Linked DNA regions of Homo sapiens: region 1 is linked to region 2. A link is a loop called in an ENCODE intact Hi-C map of the cell type or tissue named here. Cell type or tissue: ovary. All regions are shown on one strand. Each heading gives the region's core, and the rest is flanking DNA. Links, peaks and the distances in the headings are about the cores only.

What was found. A loop is a pair of places that touch in the nucleus more often than their neighbours do. Peaks named below come from ENCODE experiments on the same cell type or tissue, not always from the same donor. Only the 100,000 strongest peaks of a DNase experiment are listed, where the experiment ranks them.
Region 1: a loop joins it to region 2, with 3 times the contacts of the local background. A loop is called at or near these places in 73 of 110 quality-filtered maps.

The regions. Positions count from the first base shown.
Region 1 is chr10:71,373,130-71,382,150 of GRCh38, reverse strand. It overlaps a transcript of SLC29A3 not described here. Among named protein-coding and RNA genes, the nearest start is that of CDH23, 19 kb to the left of the region's middle. RefSeq lists a silencer at 4,559-4,628 and enhancers at 4,759-4,908, 4,964-5,524, 8,768-8,817. In ovary, for the core only: a CTCF peak has its summit at 4,635; a DNase peak (open chromatin) is centred at 4,640; H3K4me3 peaks cover 802 bases; H3K27ac peaks cover 2,860 bases.
Region 2 is chr10:71,323,363-71,332,383 of GRCh38, reverse strand. The region is part of intron 2 of SLC29A3 (solute carrier family 29 member 3); the gene reads right to left. It overlaps LOC124902574 (small nucleolar RNA U13), which reads right to left and starts at 7,056; the gene lies at 6,953-7,056. RefSeq lists enhancers at 3,707-4,282, 4,283-4,858, 5,239-5,738. In ovary, for the core only: no CTCF peak of the experiment used is centred there; no DNase peak of the experiment used is centred there.

The DNA of each region.
Region 1 (9,021 bases), core at 470-8,469, 50 kb before region 2:
ATGAGAGTTAACCTCTGCACCATACAGGAAACAGATAATAAACAATTACTGAGGGCTTGTTAGGTGTCAAAGGACAGTGCCAGACACTTTCTGGACTTTATTTTACTGAAACCCTACACCGACCATGCCAGTTAGGTATATTAACCCAGTTTTACAGATGAGGAAACTGAGTCTCCAAGAGAATAAGGGAAGCCTCTCATTGCCATGCTGGTTGACGTCTTGGGAGTTGGACAGATTACAGTAATCAGCTAATGGCTGAGCAGTGCTCTGAAGATGAAAAGCCCTTATTGAAAGTGCTAAGCATGATGATTAAGTTGGAAGGTGGAATTAGCTGCACAGTGGGAGCAGGCTGCAGCCAACAGGAGAGGATTAGCGACTACTTGCCTGATTCTGTGGAAGGCAGGTTAGGAGCGAAAAAAACTGAGAAAGGTTTTCAGCTCCATGGTGGTGCTCACATCCAAGAGGATGAGACAGTCTGTGGACCTGCAAGGCAGTGATCACACCCCAGTGTTGAAGGGATCAGACAGCATCCATGGAAAGCAAAGTGGGCTCCCAGCTCCCTTTGCCTTTTCTCCATCCATCCATCCTTCCATCCATTCATCCACCCATCCATCCATCCATCCAACAATTACTCACCAAGGACCTAGTAGGCCTCACGCAAGCTCTCATGAGGCTCCCAACCCAGTGGAGGGAGATACACATTTAACAATAATCACATACCAAAGAATTATTGTTCATTTTTTAGATTTAATAACAGGAGCTTTGCTCTTTTGATTTTATTTTTTAAGACTTAACTTTTTTAGAGTAGTTTTAAGTTCACAGGAAAATTGAGAAGATGGTACAGAGACTGCCCCCACGTTGTGCACAGCCTGCCACAGTATCAACATCCCCCAGCAGAGCAGAGCATTTGATACAGTAGTGAGCCTGCACTGACACACCATCATCACCCCAAGTCCATAGCTCACATTAGGGTTCACTCTTGGTGTTGTACATTCTGTGGGTTTGGATAAATGTATAATGACATGTATTTGTGGTTATGTTTTATACAAGAGCCCTTATTTTTAGCAATACCTACCAAAACATTTACAAATGTGTTGCCTCAAATTAATACTAGGAGGCAGGAGTGAGTAGGGGTAGAGATAAAACAAGATTGACCTCGAGTTGATCATTGTTGAAGCTGGGTGATAGGTATATGGAGTCTGTGATACTGTTCTGTTTTGGGTTTTTCTGGTAAATGTTGGAAACTTTTCATAATAAAGTTTTGTTTAAAAAAACAAATATTGATAAATAATTAGCACTTATAATAAGTGCCACAAAGGAAGAATGAATGGCGTGATGAGAGATTATTGTAGAGGGACCCACTTTAGACTTGGGGGTGGGAGTAGGGGGTCGGTTTGGGACAGGGTGAAGCATTGGGGCATCCTTAAGCCTCGTGATTGCCAAAGTAACCCTTTCTGTCTCCTTCCTCCCAGAAGGGCAGGCTGGCAGTGTCCTGGGGAGAGACCCCTACCTTTTGAGCATCACTAGCAACCTACTGGGAGACCAGGATCCTGGAGAAGTCAAGATCAGCCCCAAAGTCCCTCATCAATTGTGATGGAGGGAACAGAGGGAAGTCCCAATTGCAACCTGCACCCATCGCTGTGCATGCCCATGTTGTGTGTGTACATTATTTACCTACTATGAGCACGGCCTCATTAGAACAACCTCAGGGGAGGGGAGCAGGACTCCCCACTTTACAGATGAGAAAAATAAGGCTCTGAGAGGTAAAAAAGGACTCGCTCAAAGTCAGCAGCAGAGCCAAATACCAAGGTTTATCATCTTGTTAGTGTCTCCCCAACCGCCCCCCGACCTGTTAACACAGCCATCATTCCTACATCGCAGGGAGAAAAATTGTTAACAAGACGGCTGGAACCTCAAGCCACAGGAGCTGTGGGCCCAGAGAAGGCAGGGCCATTCCTCTTAAGTGTAAAAGCCGTGGGGTGAGGGCATGCGGGAAGGGAGTGAGAGCTATAGTTTGCTGGAAATCTGAAGAACCAAATGACCTTGGGCCTCCAAACATGAGACAAAACAGAGTTCAGGGGTAAGCGCTCCTCCCCATCCCTTCTAGTGTCCCTCGGATGCAGATCTGGCTCAATTTCCAGGTATCTGTGAAAGGAAGGGTTCCAGCTCCAGGTTAAGGGGCACATGCTTGGTCACATGCTGTGGGCTGGAGGGTATAGGGATGGACCTTGAGGGAGTATGGGGTAAAGGACCTTAGGCACTGGGAGCCAGGGAGCTCTCAGGCCAGTGTGCCCCACTATTTCAGGCCAGCAGTGTCCACAAAGTGCACTCGGGATTTTTCCAAAGTGTCCAGCCTATAGCACTCCTCACAACAAAACTGGATCCCTGTATCAAAAGACAAAATGATAAGAAATTTAGCTTAAAGATCTCAAATGGCTTTATTGCAATTATAGAATCTGGCAACACTTCATTCCATAAAATAGAATAAGTGTTCTGATAAGCTGAGCAGAGGGAGTTGGTTTTATAGACAGAGAGGGCTGAAGGAAACAGAAGAGAAGAACAAAGAGCCTATTAGTTGCTTCAGAGCCACTTCCCTCACGAGGTGGGGACAGGGAGACAGAATGATAGAAAAACAACTGATTCATTAGCATCAGGTTACTCAACGCTACTTCTTTCATATAAGGAATAAAGCAGAGGGGATTCACTCTTGTGACCATTGAGATTTGAACTGGCCTGTTTGGGACATTGGCTGTTACCTCTTTTCAGGTAACTACTTAGTTTGGGTTTAGTGCCATGGAACTTTAGCATGGGTGACTCCCTTTGGATTTTTAGCCTGGTCTGCTGGGGCCTAATTCAGAAACTTAGTCCAAAACAATGGCCTCCTACAATTTTCATTTAACGCTTGCCTGCTCTGAGAAGAGGAGGAATGACAAGAGAGCAAAACATGGGCTGGCCCTCTGCCCTCACTGGTAAGGAGCTCACCTTTTGGACTCAGACCTGGATTCAAATTCTTGGGCAAGCCACTTAAATCCTCCAAACCCTAGTTTCCCCGTTGGGGGGCAACATCTCCCTCTCAACTGAGGCATTGTGAGGGTGAAGCAGACAATGAGAGCAAAGCATTTGGCAGAGCATTTGGTCCTCCCTGAAGCCAGCCATCGTCCTCCTCCTCACTGGGCAATGACACCTCCCCTAGTTGTTCTCATCTAAGGTGGTGTTTCTCTAGAAGCTGATCCCAGACAAGGATTAAAGTGCAAGTCGTTTATTAGAAGTGAATTCAGGAAGCTCCAGCTGAAGAATGAGGAAGTGAGACAAGAAAGGGAAGGAGACCAAAAAAAGATGTGTTATCAAGCAGGTTACCATTGTAGACAACGGGAGCTCAAGCCCATAAGGGAGCTCTGGGGAACAGCCTAGCAGAACAGTCGTTCTCAAACTTCAGCACAGACTCACTAGGAGGGCTTGTTAAAACACCAATGACTGGGCCCCAGCCCCTACAATTTTAGATTCAGTAGGTACAGGGTAGTAGTAGGCTAAGAATTTGCATTTCTAACTAGTTCTCAAGTGGTACAGTTTGCTGCTGGTTTGGGACTACACCCTAAGAACCACAAAGTGTCTCAGCATGATCTCACTTGAGGGATGAGGAAGCTAGGGAATTTATCCACCAACTCCCTGTTCATCAGTATTTGGGAGCTGCTTCTGAGGGCATTCACCCTCTGGCACTCAAGTTGACTCAGGCTAAAATCGCTCCTATGGCCAGAAAAGCCCTATTAAGCCTGTTGCTAGGGTCTCAGGTCCTTTGGCTGGGAGACAGGGTGGGAGGAGAACCGCAGAGAAGCTTGCAAGGTAGTTTGACATCTGACTGAAGGATTTCAAGGGAAGCTAAGGGTCAAAGACGGCTTCGTTGAGTCCCTAGCTATGCATTCATATGGTCGTATATTTTTGTAAAATTAGCAAAAATATTTTGTTATGATTTCTTTTTACATTCTAAGTTCATTTTTGTACCTAACTTTATATTTGTAATTTTTTATTCTTTTTTCCAAAAGAGGACCCCCCCCCCCAACATTGTCTAAGCTTCAGACCCCATAAAACCTGGATTGGCCCTGCATGGCCTAGTAGGAACACAGATTTAGGTTTGCTGAACTGAAATGAGTGTCCACGGTTTGACTCATTAAGAACTCAAGCCACCTGAGTTCATGCCCACCCAAGTTCAAATTCCAGCTCTGACACTCCCTAGTTTGAGGTAGTTTGGCCAAGATGCTTAATCTGTCTAAACTCCTATTTTCTCATTTACAACTTGGGACAGCAAAATCAGATGATCAAATTAAGTAATCCTTGCAAAGAGCCAGGCCGACAGTAAGTGCTCAACAAATATGAGTATCTTTTTTATCATTATTTGTTCCCCTGGTTTATTTCTGTTTCTTATCATTTGCCTTGACGATCTTCCTCCAAGACCAGGTAGGAATGAGTGATCTGGGGACAAAACAAAAAGCCGCTTCCAAAATTGGCAGGTCGCCTCTCTCTAGGGCTTTCTTGCCAGTTCTTCCAGCCCTACTGGCTCCGCTCCCTCTACTGGGCGTCCACCTCGTTGCCGGGTAACTACCGACGGCCCCCGCGCGGGCATTGGCTGTGCGGCCCGGCTCCCGGCCTGCCCCGCGGCTCCCGGAAGCCCTCGCGGCCATCTATTTCGTGGCCGGTGGCTGTTTGCCTGCCAGAGGCCAGCGGGGGCGGTCCAGTCCCTGGCTCTAGGAGCTGTTTCTGGCCGAGCTGAGCGCGGCGGGCTCGGCATAGCCATGAGTTGCTGAACTGGGTGGTTTTGCGGACCTGACGATTCGCCATACCCCGCTTGGTGTGTCACTGCCGTGGGCGTCTCCAGGTAGCCTCAGCCCAGGGGATACCTGGAGCGGCAGCTTAGAGCATCTTCCGGGAGCATCCGCCGGCGGCCTGGGCACCTCCCCATCAGCCCCTGCCGTGCCACCCCAGCCTGGGCCTTGAGGCCCGGAGATCTGAGCACTTCGGGACCTATCCCTCAGCCTAACCATCTTGGTTCAGCTCTGTGACACTGGGCCAAGTGACCTTGAGAAAAGACAGGGCCGGGCGCGGTGGCTCACGCCTGTAATCCCAGCACTTTGGGAGGGTGAGGTCTTGAGGTCAGGAGTTCGAGACCAGCCTGGGCAACATGGTGAAACCTCGCCTCTACTAAAAATATAAAAATTAGCCGGGCGTGGTGGCAGGTGCCTGTAATCCCAGCTACTCGGGAGGCTGAGGCAGAGGCAGAGGCAGGAGAATCTCCTGAATCCAGGAGGTGGAGTTTGCAATAAGCTGAGATCACACCACTGCATTCCAGTCTGGGCAACGAAGGGAGACTCCATCTCAAAACAAAACAAAACAAAAAAACACAGAAACAAAAACCCACTTCTAATTGCTGCTACTCAGCATATACATTCAGGGAAACTTGAATCTATGCTCCTGGGTGGCCATCCTCAAGCTTTGGGCTTGAATAAACTCTATAGCTAGTCATATTTTCTATATCTTATTATTTAAGGTTGACAAACTTCAGAAGCTTCTTTGCCCTTCTGGTACTGATAATACCAACAGTGAATAATAAGTGACATTGTTATTGGTTGCTTACTTCCTACCCCTGATAAATGGTCTAATGTTGAAATCTAAGAGGTATAATAGTTATTACATGCATTTAGTAGAATGGGTATAATGAATGAGGAAATAGGCTCAGGGAAGAATTTGATTTGCTCTGACACAGCTCTACAGGGCCAGATTTCCAACCCAGGCTAGTCAAGTCCAGAGCCTGCAATTTTCACTTCAAGTCTTCCTGTGAGGATTGACAAGAGGATGTTCAGTCTTAGCCAGGTGCCTGGCAGCTACTGAGGGCCCAGTGGAGGTTAGTGGGCAAATCATCATAGTAGTTTCAATAAGCAATAGTTCTATCAGTATCAAAGAGTGGCTGTGGTCAGAGCTTTGTAAGAGACACATTGCCGTGTTTACTTAGGACAGGAACAATCTGGAGTTTGTTTCCACCACTCCCTGGAGTTTCAAGTCCTTAAAAATGTTCAAGCTGGTTTGGCTTTGTGTCTTCTATTTCCTGTTTACACTTTGCCCCACCTCTATTTTTGCCCCTTCTTCCCCCTCTTCTAGTTATACCTAACACCACTGCTGACGCTCTTCGCTTCTGAAAAATGGCCAGCTTTCTGCCCTCAATTTAAAGGGATCAATCAGTGGCCCCAGAAGTTCTTATTTTTCTTGGCTAAAATGAAAATGGTGAAAACACCAACCACAAAAGGCAGACTCTTGTTAATGGGGGTCCTAAATGTGAAAGGGAGAACTTACCTGGCCCATGAGTATCTGTTTGGCTTTCAGGGGAGACAGCCGTCTGTGTTCTTCCTAAATGTCAGCTTATACCACTCTGGGGTTTGGGGATTCCTGCCTGATTCTCCATTTCCTTGCCTATGAAATGAATAATATTAGTCACGTCCGAGTACCACCTGCATTTTTTTTAAAGTGCTTCTTAAATTGATTTTTTTAGTTGATTTACTTATATTTACTTTTAAAATCTGTATGTCATTACTTTAATGGAAAACCACTATCACCTGGCGTAAATAGAAAGTAAGAAACCACATAAAGAGATGAAAATTAAAATATTGTTTTCAATTCTAGTGGGCAAAACCTTGATCTCTTTGTTAAAAAGGGAAACTGTTGAGTTTTAGTGAGGTGTTGAAGAATGCAAGCACTAAACTGCAAGTTTCTCCTGTGGGTAATCAGGATTGAACGTACTGAAAAGGGGAGAACTTGGACGTGCTGCAGTTCTGTGTTTAATACTCTGCTTGGTAGCACCTAAAGTCACACAGCACAGTACCAGCACTTCACTCTTTCCACATGTGGAGAAACGGTGGCCGCAGTAGTCCTTGGAGCCTTCAGTGCTCATGTCTAATAACAAGCATTTGCTCTGATTCTCTTAGGGTCGGTGGGGCAGGTGGGATGGGGTGCAAATGGATCTAAGAGCAGGATAATAACAAGAGCTAATATCTGATAGGGTTTTTGCAGTTCACAAAGCTCTCTCACAAGCCTGCTACTTCTGTACTCCCACCTGCGCTATTCCTCCTCTGCATTATCGCCATCTCAGGCATAGGTGAGATGAGCTGTTCAGCAGGATTTGATATGTACCAAAAGCTGTTCTACTACTGCTGCATCCTCCCAGGACCCCAAGAAGCAAGCGGGGAGCAGCTATTCTCATCTTACTTTCTGGAGCAGGAGAGGCTTGACTCACAGAGGCAAGCGACCCCATTTCTGGACCAGTCTCTGCACTGTCAAACAGTGTCTGAATAGGAAGGGGATGTTGGAAGAGGGTTTTACATGGAGCAAAACGTGGATAATGACACGCTAGCGGCAAGCCAAGGAGGTTAGGGGATCCAGGTTCTACACCAGAAGGGGCCCAACTCAAAGTGGTGAAGTCGCTGGCTGCTGCCTTTCACCAGCTGCCTTTCTCCCGCTGCCAGCTGAGGACCTGCACCCTTCCAGGATGGAGATGGGGACAGGGGCAGGCAACATTACTCTTCTTGTAGTTCTCTGCCCAAAAATCTAGGCTTCTCAGGCCTGCTTCCCACAACACACACACACACACCCCAACATGGAGCCTCTTGGCTTACCTTCGGGTTACCATGGCGGGAGCAGAATGGAGCTCTATCTTCTTACCATGAAGTTACACAGATATCATTATCTTGAAACCTCTTAAGAGGTAAAAAGGTGGCCAGCCATTGACCAGAGAGGACCCTTGGCCCCTGCCTATCATCTGTCACGCATGTCCTGAGGGGGTGGGAAATGGTTAAAGGGAGAGAGGAAAGGGAGCCCCCTAAATCTCTACCAATCCTGGCTATATATCCTAATAAGGCTCAGCTATGCATATTTAGGAAGACAGAGGAGAGGGAAATAGGAAGAGAGGTACAAATAATGAGGAAAGCAAGAGGTCTGCCTGGCTCAAAGGAAGTGAATTCAAACTTCTAGTAATGAAAATGGGCCCAGGACAATAATACAAATGGAGGCCCTATACCAGGTGTTTTCATATGTAAGTTACACATCAATGACTAAACTTAAAATATCTTCTCCCTTCTACCTTGACACATATATACCTTTATAACAACCTGGAAGGTCAGGTTGGAATCTAGAATTCTCTGACTTCTCAGAATTCTGCTCAGTCCCACATCTAGAAGGGTCTCCTGTGAACGAATGTAGATATCCCAACCTATAAGTCCCAACTCTGCACCCCTTGCAAACAGCCATTCCTTGCACCCAGGTGTGCCCTTAGCAGTCTGCCCTTGGGGCCATGGGTCTGGGAAAAGGCCTTCCCAGCCCTTCCTTATAGGTTCAAGCCCATTTAGGCAAGGGATTCAAGTGTCCCACGTACCCAGAGCATGGCAGAAGGGAAGAGGGCTGTGAGCTCCTGGTTATCATGTCCCTTTGGTCCTACAGACTCCTTGTCCCATAGGATGGGGTGCAAATGGATCTAAGGGCAGGATAATAATAAGAGCTAATATCTGATACGCTTTTTGCAGTTCACAAGGCACTCTGACAGGATCAGAATGTCGAGGCATGCAGGATTAATATCTCCATTTTACGGATGAGGATACTGAGGTTCAGAGTTCTCTGATTCCAAGCCCTGTGTCCTGACTCCCCTATTTCAAGAATCGAGGTGGCTGTTCCTTACCCAACAGGGCAGAGCCTGAGGTTCTTGAGCAGCAGAAAGCAAGGAAAGGGAAATTTCCCGACATCCTCACAACAGGCCAGGGCCAGCACACTTTGACATTTGACCTGTCCTATTCCTTTCTCCCAGAGCTTTATAAGCAGAAAGCAAGCCACAGACATCTGTCTTCTGAAAGACAAGGCCAGAGTTCTGCATTCGTAATTCACACAACATTATTAGAAAATGCAGTCAATTCAGTTTCTGTTTGAAAAAGTGTTGCTGGTTGGTAATGGCTCATTTCCCCTTTTTGAGTCTCAGCAAAGACTCAGAAAATG
Region 2 (9,021 bases), core at 818-8,817:
GAGGTCAGGAGTTCAAGACCAACCTGGCCAACATGGTGAAACCCCATCTCTACCAAAAATACAAAAATTAGCCAGGTGTGGTGGCGGGCGCCTGTAATCCCAGCTACTCAGGAGGCTGAGGCAGCAGAATCACTTGAACCCGGGAGGCAGAGTGAACCCAGGAGCCAAGATCGCACTACTGCACTCCAACCTCGGCGATACAATAAGAATGTGTCTCAAAAAAAAAAAAAAGAAAAAAAAGAAAAAGAAAAGAGAAGAAAAAAGAAAAAAAGAATAAAAGAGGATTGCAAAGGGAGTCTAAACATTGTTTCCATTTGGAGAGAGATCTGAGTAGCACTAAAACGGTTCTGCAGGAACACCACCTGGCACAAAGGAGAGACTCCTAGATACCTGCTCCCCTGGCCAGCTGGCAACAGGACCACCTGGCAACAGTGCCCAGGCCTCACCCAGGGAGATAAAGCCATCAGGGAAGGGTCTAGGAATCCGGGTATTTGGCAAGTGTCCCAGGAAATCTGATACTGATTCAGGTACCCTGGGCTGCCACCCCCCTTCTTATTAGCTATGTGGCACCAACGAGTTACTTACTGTCTCTACTTTCCTCCTCTGTGGAATGAGGACATGACGCATCCTCATAGATGGCTACAAAGTTAGGGGAAACAGGCAGAGCAGGGTTTTTCAAACTACAGGTTGCACAGCTCATTAAAGAATATGAAATTCATTTGATGGGTCACGACCAGAATTTTATTTTATTCTATTTAATCCTTTGTTGCCTTCTTTCTTACTAAAGGTGAGTGAGCTGTCTGCATCTTTTTCTGGAACCCTTCTCTGTGCACCTGAGCCCTCTGGCCTGCTCATGGACCTCGCTGAGCTATGCTCCCTCTTCTTCATCATGCGTTTTTCCTTCTCTGCTGGATCATTTGCTTCCACACACAAACTGCCTGCTATGTCTCTCGTATTAAAAATAAAAGAACAGAAAATTCTCCCCCTTCTGAATCACAGTTCCCTGCAGCTTGTGCCTCATTGTCCTGCTCCCATTTAAAGCAAAATTCCTTGAGTTTGCTGTCTCCTCTGTCTCTCCCCCCATCCTCCACGATGCTGCTCCCCAAGGTCACCATGAACCTGCACAAGGTCAAACTCAAGGACAAACTTTCCATCCTCATCCTGCATGGCTTACAACCAGCACTGCCACTGTTGCATCACTTGCTCCTCCTTGAAACTGCAGTCAGAGTGGAGTTTTCTTTTTTTAAGTACAGACGCAGCTTCATGAAACTGTTGTTTGCATTATAGACACAAATATCTTGCCAGGTGAGACAGCCATCATGCTCCAAAAAATTTCGAAAATGCTGATATAAAGCACTGGGGTTAAGATCACGGATACCTGGGTTGACAGGGCCCAGGTCTGAGTCCCAGTCATCACTTACTTTGTACCTGGGAGCAAATGACTTAAACTTTTCAACCTTGGTTTCCTTCTCTGTATAATGGGTATAATAAACCTATGTCTTTGGGCTGTAAAAAAAAAACAAACAAAAGATCATGAAAAAAAAAGCTTCTAGTACACAGTAGATTGCTTAATAAATATTGCTGAGTTAATGAATGAATCTGTGCCCTTAGCAGTGCCTGGCACATGGTAAGAGCTTAGTAAAGGCAGCGAATGTTGGGATTTAGTGAAGTCCTCATGCAGGAGCCACCATCTATAAGGCACACCATAACTGTCAGGACTTTCCACCCTACCTGTGTCTGCAGCGTTATGTAAATGCTGCCAGGTGGGTCTGTGGGCAAAAGGCCCAAGGGCGACAGAGCATGCCTCCAACCCACACAGTGGGTAAGGGCACTGCTAGACTAGAGTCCCTCTGTTGCCAAATCTGGGTTCCTCCCAGCTACCTTGTGGTCCTATGAGACAGGACCAATCCACCTTTCACCTAGCTGTGGAGCCTTTACCAAATAGATATCCTGTGACTTTTAAACCTCTGGGAACAGGGAGCCTCCACTCCCTGACACAGCACAGAGAGGTTACCCAGCTGGGTCAGGGCCTCAGGACTGCCTCTCTTCTGCTCTCCCAGTTTCACTTGCTCTTGCTTTGTGCCACCCCAGGTGTAGGATGCCCATGTTGAGCCCAGTTGGCCCTATCACTCCTTTTCCAGGAGCCTGGGAAATTGGAAGGAAGAGGAGGGTGGCTGTGGAGCCCCCATCTCCTAACTATATCCCTTGGCCCCCTGGCCCAGCAAAGGGGAGCATTACCAAGAGAAAGGGCAAAGGCTCTTCCAGGGGCCACCACTGGCTGGCGTGGAACTGTGGGCTTGCGGGTGGAGCTCAAGCCCAGAGCATTTCCGTTAGACAAGCACCGAACCCTCCAACCACCTACATTTGTAGGGAGTCCCATGAGGAACCCCACACTCGAGGTAGACTAGGCCAACTCCTTAGACTTCCCACAGGATGTGGCCCTAATTCTCCAAGGGGGAAACTGTCCCCTTCACTGCCAGGTTTGACAACTCGACTTGCATGGCAGGAAGTTCTCCCAGAAGGCTCACCTAAGTCTCTCATGATGTAGCCTTTGCCTGTTTAATGGGTTAATGGGTACTCTAGTGGAGGCAGAGGACAGCTGCTTTTTCTCCCTATGTGGTAACATTTTACTTGAATCATAGTCCTTTTTGTTTTGAGACTGGTGTTTCACTATGTTGCCAAGTCTGAACTCGAACTCCTGGGCTCAAGCTCACTGTTCTGTTCTCCCACCTCAGCCTCCTGAGTAGCTGGAACTACAGGCACACGCGACCACACCTGGCTTGGATCACGGTTCTTATCTGGCTACACATTAGCCTTATCTAGAGAACTTAAAATGCTTGTGCCCAGGCCCCTCAGAATGAATTAGAATTGGGTGAGTGGAACACGTGGGATGTGGGGTATTTTCTTTTCTTTTTTTTTTTTTTTTGAGACAGAGTCTTGCTCTGTTGCCCAGGCTGGAGTGCAGTGCCACGATCATGGCTCACTGCAGCCTCTGCCTCCCAGGTTCCAACGAATCTCCTGCCTCAGCCTCCTGGGTAGCTGGGATTACAGGCACACGCAGGTGGGGTATTTTCTAAAAGCTTCCCAGGTGATCCCGATGTGCAGCCAGGGCTGAGCGTGCCAAGGTAGACAGATAGCTTGGAGAACACGCTGGTTATAAGCATGGGCTCTGCAGTTCTATCACTTGCTAGCAAATAACCTTGGGTCAGTGGCCTAAAATCTGTGAGCCTTGGTTTCATTTGGCAACTGGAATGGCAGCACCTAGCTCACCAGGATGTCATGTGGAAAAAGAAGATGGCAGGTCAAGCGGGAGGTGGGTACAGGCTGCATGGCAGGGACTTGGTAACCTCTGATAACCTGTCCTCCAGTATCCTCTTCTCCACACAAGCTCATCCTGCTTCCTTTGAACACTTCCTCCTTGGATTGGGAGGTCAGCCCTTCAAGGGCAGATCCCAAGTATGCTATCTTGCTTCTTTGCAGGGCTGAGAGACTGGACCAGAACTAAGGAACTGGAAATAAGGGGAGGGGATGCCCTAGGTCCCCCACTTGCTGAACCAGGACAACCTGGCTACCTTCCCTATGGCAGGAACCCCACTTCATGTCTATGCCAACACACCTGAAAGATCAAAACTCCTTTACTGGTAGCCACTGTGACTCCCAGATCTTCTTCTGCTCCCTTGCAGAGCCATGGCATCACTATCATGGATTGGGTTGTGGAGCTTTCCTTCTCAGACTTACAATAACTAATGTGACAAATATTTATGTGCTATTATGTGTTGGGTGTCATGCCAGGTGTACCAGGGGCATAGGATGTAGAGTAAGAGAGTTTTATTCACCAGCGGGGGAGGCCTCCTCATCTGTCATGGTGGATGATAACAGTTCCTGACCTACGGGTGCTGCAGCGCTGCATGAGATAATGCAGGCAAAGTGCTGAGAGCAGGAGCTCCCACCCAGCCAGCGCTCGGTCTCCATGAGCTGTAGGGCAGGAACGTGATGGGGAAGTATGATGCAGCTCTGAAGACCCAGGCATGGAGCCCCTAACTCAGAGAGGTGGCTTCAGGGGACGTGCCCAGGGATGAGCTGCTTCTGTCTCCTGCCTCACCCCTGGGACTGAGTGTTGGGGTACCTCCTGGTCAGATGGGGGGATGGACAGGGGCATCAGTAGAGTGCCTAGCCCGGGTCCCAGCCCTGCTGACACTAAGTCGGGCTGTAGGTCCCACTCATGACCTGGCCGCATCCTGCAGTCCCTCAGAGAGGAGTCCCTGGGCAGACCGAGGTACACAGGAAGGAAGGTGTAGAGAGCGGCTGTGGGGGCCTTGCAGCAAGGAATGGCCAGGAGAAGGTGCAGACACTCTTCTCTCCGGGGTAGGAAGTAGGGCTTGTCCAGCTCACTGTTTTGTTCTTGGCCAAGGGCAGCCAATACAGGCCTGCAGGAGAGCCTGGGGGAGGGCAAGGAGGCCCCACAGGGCAGGGGATGGCTTACAACCCCAGAGCCGGGGAGGACCTCCAGCTAAACAGGTCAGGTAGGGAAGGGACAAGGGACGCTGGGTCCAGGACCCAGGTGTAGAACCCAGGCACCTGGGGTTTCAGGCTGGAAAAGGAGGCCAGACCAGGGGCAGGCTCTCCAAAGGAAGGAAGATGGTGTTTGGTGGAGTCAAAGTGTGGGGGTGGGGGGTGGGGAATCTCCAGGATAGTACCCTACATACCACTCTCTGAGTATGAATGAGTCTGTAATCATCTGTCCACCTCAATGCCCCGTGAAATTCCCTATAGCCCTTCCTAGCTGTGTAATCTCAGGCAGGTTACCTAGCCTCTCTGAGCCTCTGGCTTTTTGTCTTAAGAAAATGGTTACTAAGATCTGCATTGCAGGGCTGAGAAACAACACATGCAATACCCCTGCCAGGATGGTGGGCCCAGAGTCGGGCTCAGGCAATGGCGGCTGTTGCAGGCCCCTGTGCCATCTTCTCTTATCAATTCTTCCTCATTTATGCTCTAAATTTTGTTTTGCCCTGGGCCAATACACCTGTGATATATTTATTGGAGGTTCTTATTCCAGAGAATAGAGACAGGAGGGCAGAGTGAGCAGGATACTTTCTAAGCCATCCCCACATTTGTCCAGGCAGAAGGAAATGAGCCCGCTGACCTTGAAAGTGACATAATTTGGGGGAGAGGGTGTCTGGGTAAACCTTCCTCCTGGGTCAAGCTCCCCATCAAATGGCATCCATCCCCAGAAAATGTTCAAAGGAAAGTACAGGAAAGAATAAACATCTAGACCCACAGCTAATTGAGTTGCAGGTGGTGGCTAGAGACAGGCCAATTTGACTCTCCCCCTCCTTCCCCTAAAGTGGCCCTCAGGTGACAGGGCAGACGGGCAGCCTCTCACAGGGAAATCAGGAAGAGAGGAGGAAAGAGCTGGGGAGGTGGGTGGCTGGGATGAGGAATGAGGCAAAGAGAAATGGCCCGCAAAATGCAGAAATGCCTCAGCATGCTCGCTTCCCAATCCCGGCCCATGAATCGAGGGGTGACAGGTCTCTCATCTCCGATGCCAAGAGCCAGGAGCTCCGGGCAGCTGAAGGTACTACATCTGCACCTGCCAGCAGTTGGAGAGAGGCCATAAAGCATCGTAGCAGGGCTCAGAATGCCAAGTGCCTGCAGCTGGGAAGGGATCGCCTTGCGGTGAAAGCAGTACACGAGGCGAGGGCTGCTCCCAGAGCCAGGCCTGGACACCCCTCCCTCCAGAGGCTGCTTGATCCCGGGGACCTGGCAGTGGACAGAGGAGGGGCAGGGCAGGTGCACACGCAATCTAGCTCTGTGCCGGCCGAGACAGGCAGGGACCTTCTGGAGGAAGCCCAGTAGGCCAGGTGATTTACCACGGCTGGCAGAAAGCTGGGACGTTGGAGTCACTGGTAAATAAAAGCGGATTGTAAAGCACCCCGGCTAAGCCTGCGCCTGTGGAAATGCACCAGGGCTGCAGGCAGCTTAGAAGTATGGGCCCATCCCTCAAATGATCATCACAATAATAGTGTTTATAAAGCACTTCAGATAGGGGTGCCAGGCCCTGTCCTAAGTGCTTTTTAATACATATTAATTTACTTAATCCTCACAACAGCCCTAAGAAGTTGGTGGTGGTATTATAATATCTTCCTTTAACATACCAGAAAGATGGCCGGGTGTGGTGGCTCATGCCTGTAACCCCAGCACTTTGGGAGGCTGAGGCGGGCGGATCTCTTGAGCCCAGGAGTTTGAGACCAGCCTGGGCAACATAGTGAGACCCTGTCTCTACCAAAAATACAAAAAAACTGGTCAGGCATGGTGGTGTGTGCCTGTAGTCTCAGCTACTCAGGAGGCTGAGGCAAGAGCATCACTTGAGCCCAGGGAGGTTGAGGCTGCAGTGAGCCTTGACTGCACCACTGCACTCCAGCCTGGGTGACAGTGCAAGACCCTGTCTCAAAAAAAAAAAAAAAAAAAGTACTAATATAGTCCAGAAATATGAGGCAGCATGGAGAGTTCACACAGCCAAGCCCTGTCCAGTGCACCACAAACTCTACTGTGCCCTTCAGTCACCCGAGGGGCTTGGTAGCTCGAAGGCCCTGTCTCAATTGGCCTCGAGTGGGTGGGAGACTGCATCACTAACAAGCTCCCAGGTGAGGCTGCTGGTCCAAGGACACACCTTGAGTTGAGGGGCTGTAAACTACTCTGCGGCGTTCCTGTGGCACTTCCTCAGCTGTAGAAATGGTTTATATCCCATTGCTCTGGCCCTGGGAGGCATCTGTGAATTCCTCAGTTAACAGAAAAGGCCCTCACAGGTGTCAGATCATGGGGGGAGTTGAGGGGTGGAGTACAGGAGTGTGGAAGTGTGAAGTTGTAAACATATCAATGTTCACACCCCAGCTCAGGCTAATCCAGTCAGAATCCCTGGGGCGTGGCCCGCATTGGTATTTTTATTCCTTTTCATCGGACGGGTAATGTGCCGATGACATAACAAGGTTTGAGGGAGGCCCATCTCACACATGTGCGTGGAAACCCAGTCATCACACTCATGAACTACAAAAGGACTCTGGACTGGTATTTTTTAAGAAGCTGCCTGGGTGACCCACATGTGTAGCTGCAGTGAGTCCTTGAGATGGACAACAGGGATGCCTCCCTCACTATGGCAGATTCATGCCTATAAAACTGAGGACAGCTCCTCAGGGCGAGGCCAAGGATTTCCTTCTGGGAAGCAGTGATGAGCCACCTCCTGGGCCACTGGAAGGTGCGGCTGGGGTGCTAGCATACCCCCTTCTTGTTTCTGATGCTCCCCTGGAGAAGAAGGGCACAGCTGGGCAGCTGGCAACATCTCATCTCGGCATTTGTCGGAGAAGCCCTTGCCTCCCCGTGCTCTCAAGTGAGATCAGACACCAGCCTGGGGCAGCCGTGGAAACGGAGGCTCCTGACCAAGACTCTCATTGACCTAACTTTCGTCAGGCTCCTCTGAGCCCCATCCTCGACCTTGGCCCGACCCCCCAGTCCTGACTTCTGCCTGCCCAACTCAGTCTTAGCCAAGAATCCTTCAAAGTCAGATTAGCCAGCATCCCCCCACCTTTGAGATCTGATCAAGTTCCTCATTCCCCACCTCTGATGTATAGCTGTCCCTCCATATACTCAGGGCATTGGTCCAGGACTCCCACCTATACCCAAATCCACACATACTCAGGTCCCTAGCCAGCCTTGTGGAACCCAGCTCTCCCTGTAATCAGGTTTTGAACTCCACTAATAGTACATTTTCCATCAGCATTTGTTTGAAAAACTTCACATATAAATGAACCCCTGCAATTCAAACCCATATTGTTTAACAGTAGACTGTGTAAGTCCTAGACCTGCTTTCAACAAGAATTCTGTTGGGCCAGTTGAGCCAGAATATTCCCTTATCTCACATCTGATCAAGCGCCTCACCCCACTCAGTATACCCAAGGGATTGGTTCCAGGATCCCCCCATATACCAAAACCCAAGCATACTCAGTCGGTCTTACAGAACCAGGAATAGGAAATGTCGGCCCTCTGTATATGCAGGTTTCACAACTCACAAATACTGTATTTTCCATGTTTGGCTGAAACAAAAATCTGCATCTAAAGTGAACCCTTGTTGTTCAAGGGTTGACTGTGTAAGTCCTGGGCCTGCTTTCAGCAAGCAGAGGCCTCGCCTTGACGTCTCCTCTTAGAAATGTTCCATCCTCCAGCCCTCATGCTGCTCCTTGGCTATAAATCCCCATCTCCTCTTCAGAGTTGAGCTCCATTTATCTCCCCTACTACAATAGTCTTAAATAAAGCTTTCCTTACTGTTTTAACGAGTGTCAGTATAATTTTTTTCCTTAATCCTCTTCCCCTACTGCCCCCACCTCTCTGGAAAAGCCACCCAGCAAAGTGAGCAGCCCTGTCAACTAAACAAAATTGACTCCTCACCTGGACATTCAAGGCCCCAGGCAATGATCTCAAGACCTCTTGCTCTTACTTGTGCCCCAAACACAGCTTCACAGTTTGTCATACACACCTGAACTTTCCTCCCATTCTGCCGTTGCCCAGCCTTTTTCTTCTACCTGGATCGTTTCCTCCCCTTTCTTGAAACCCACCAACTCCCAAGTCACAGCAATCTCTCCCATGGTGATCAGACTAATTATCCCTTCGGATTCATTTTCCTTGTCTTCCATAACAGAACCTCCCATTTTAGCAGGCACATGGTTCTGAGATAAAGCTACATTGAAAGACTACATTTCCCAGCCTGCTCTGCAAGCTGATGTGGTCACATGCCTAAGTTTTGACCAATGCAATGTAAGAAGAGCAATGTATGTTACTTCCAGGAAGTGTTCGTACAGGCAACAGGCATTTCCTCCTTCTCCTCTTGCTTTTTCCTACTGATGTAATGGCTGGACTTACAACAGCCGTCTTGCACTATGAGGTGGCCTTGGCCATGAAAGCTGCACAGAAGTGAAGCAACTGGGTTCCTAATGCCATAGAACATCATACCAGCCTTGGGCTGTCCCGACC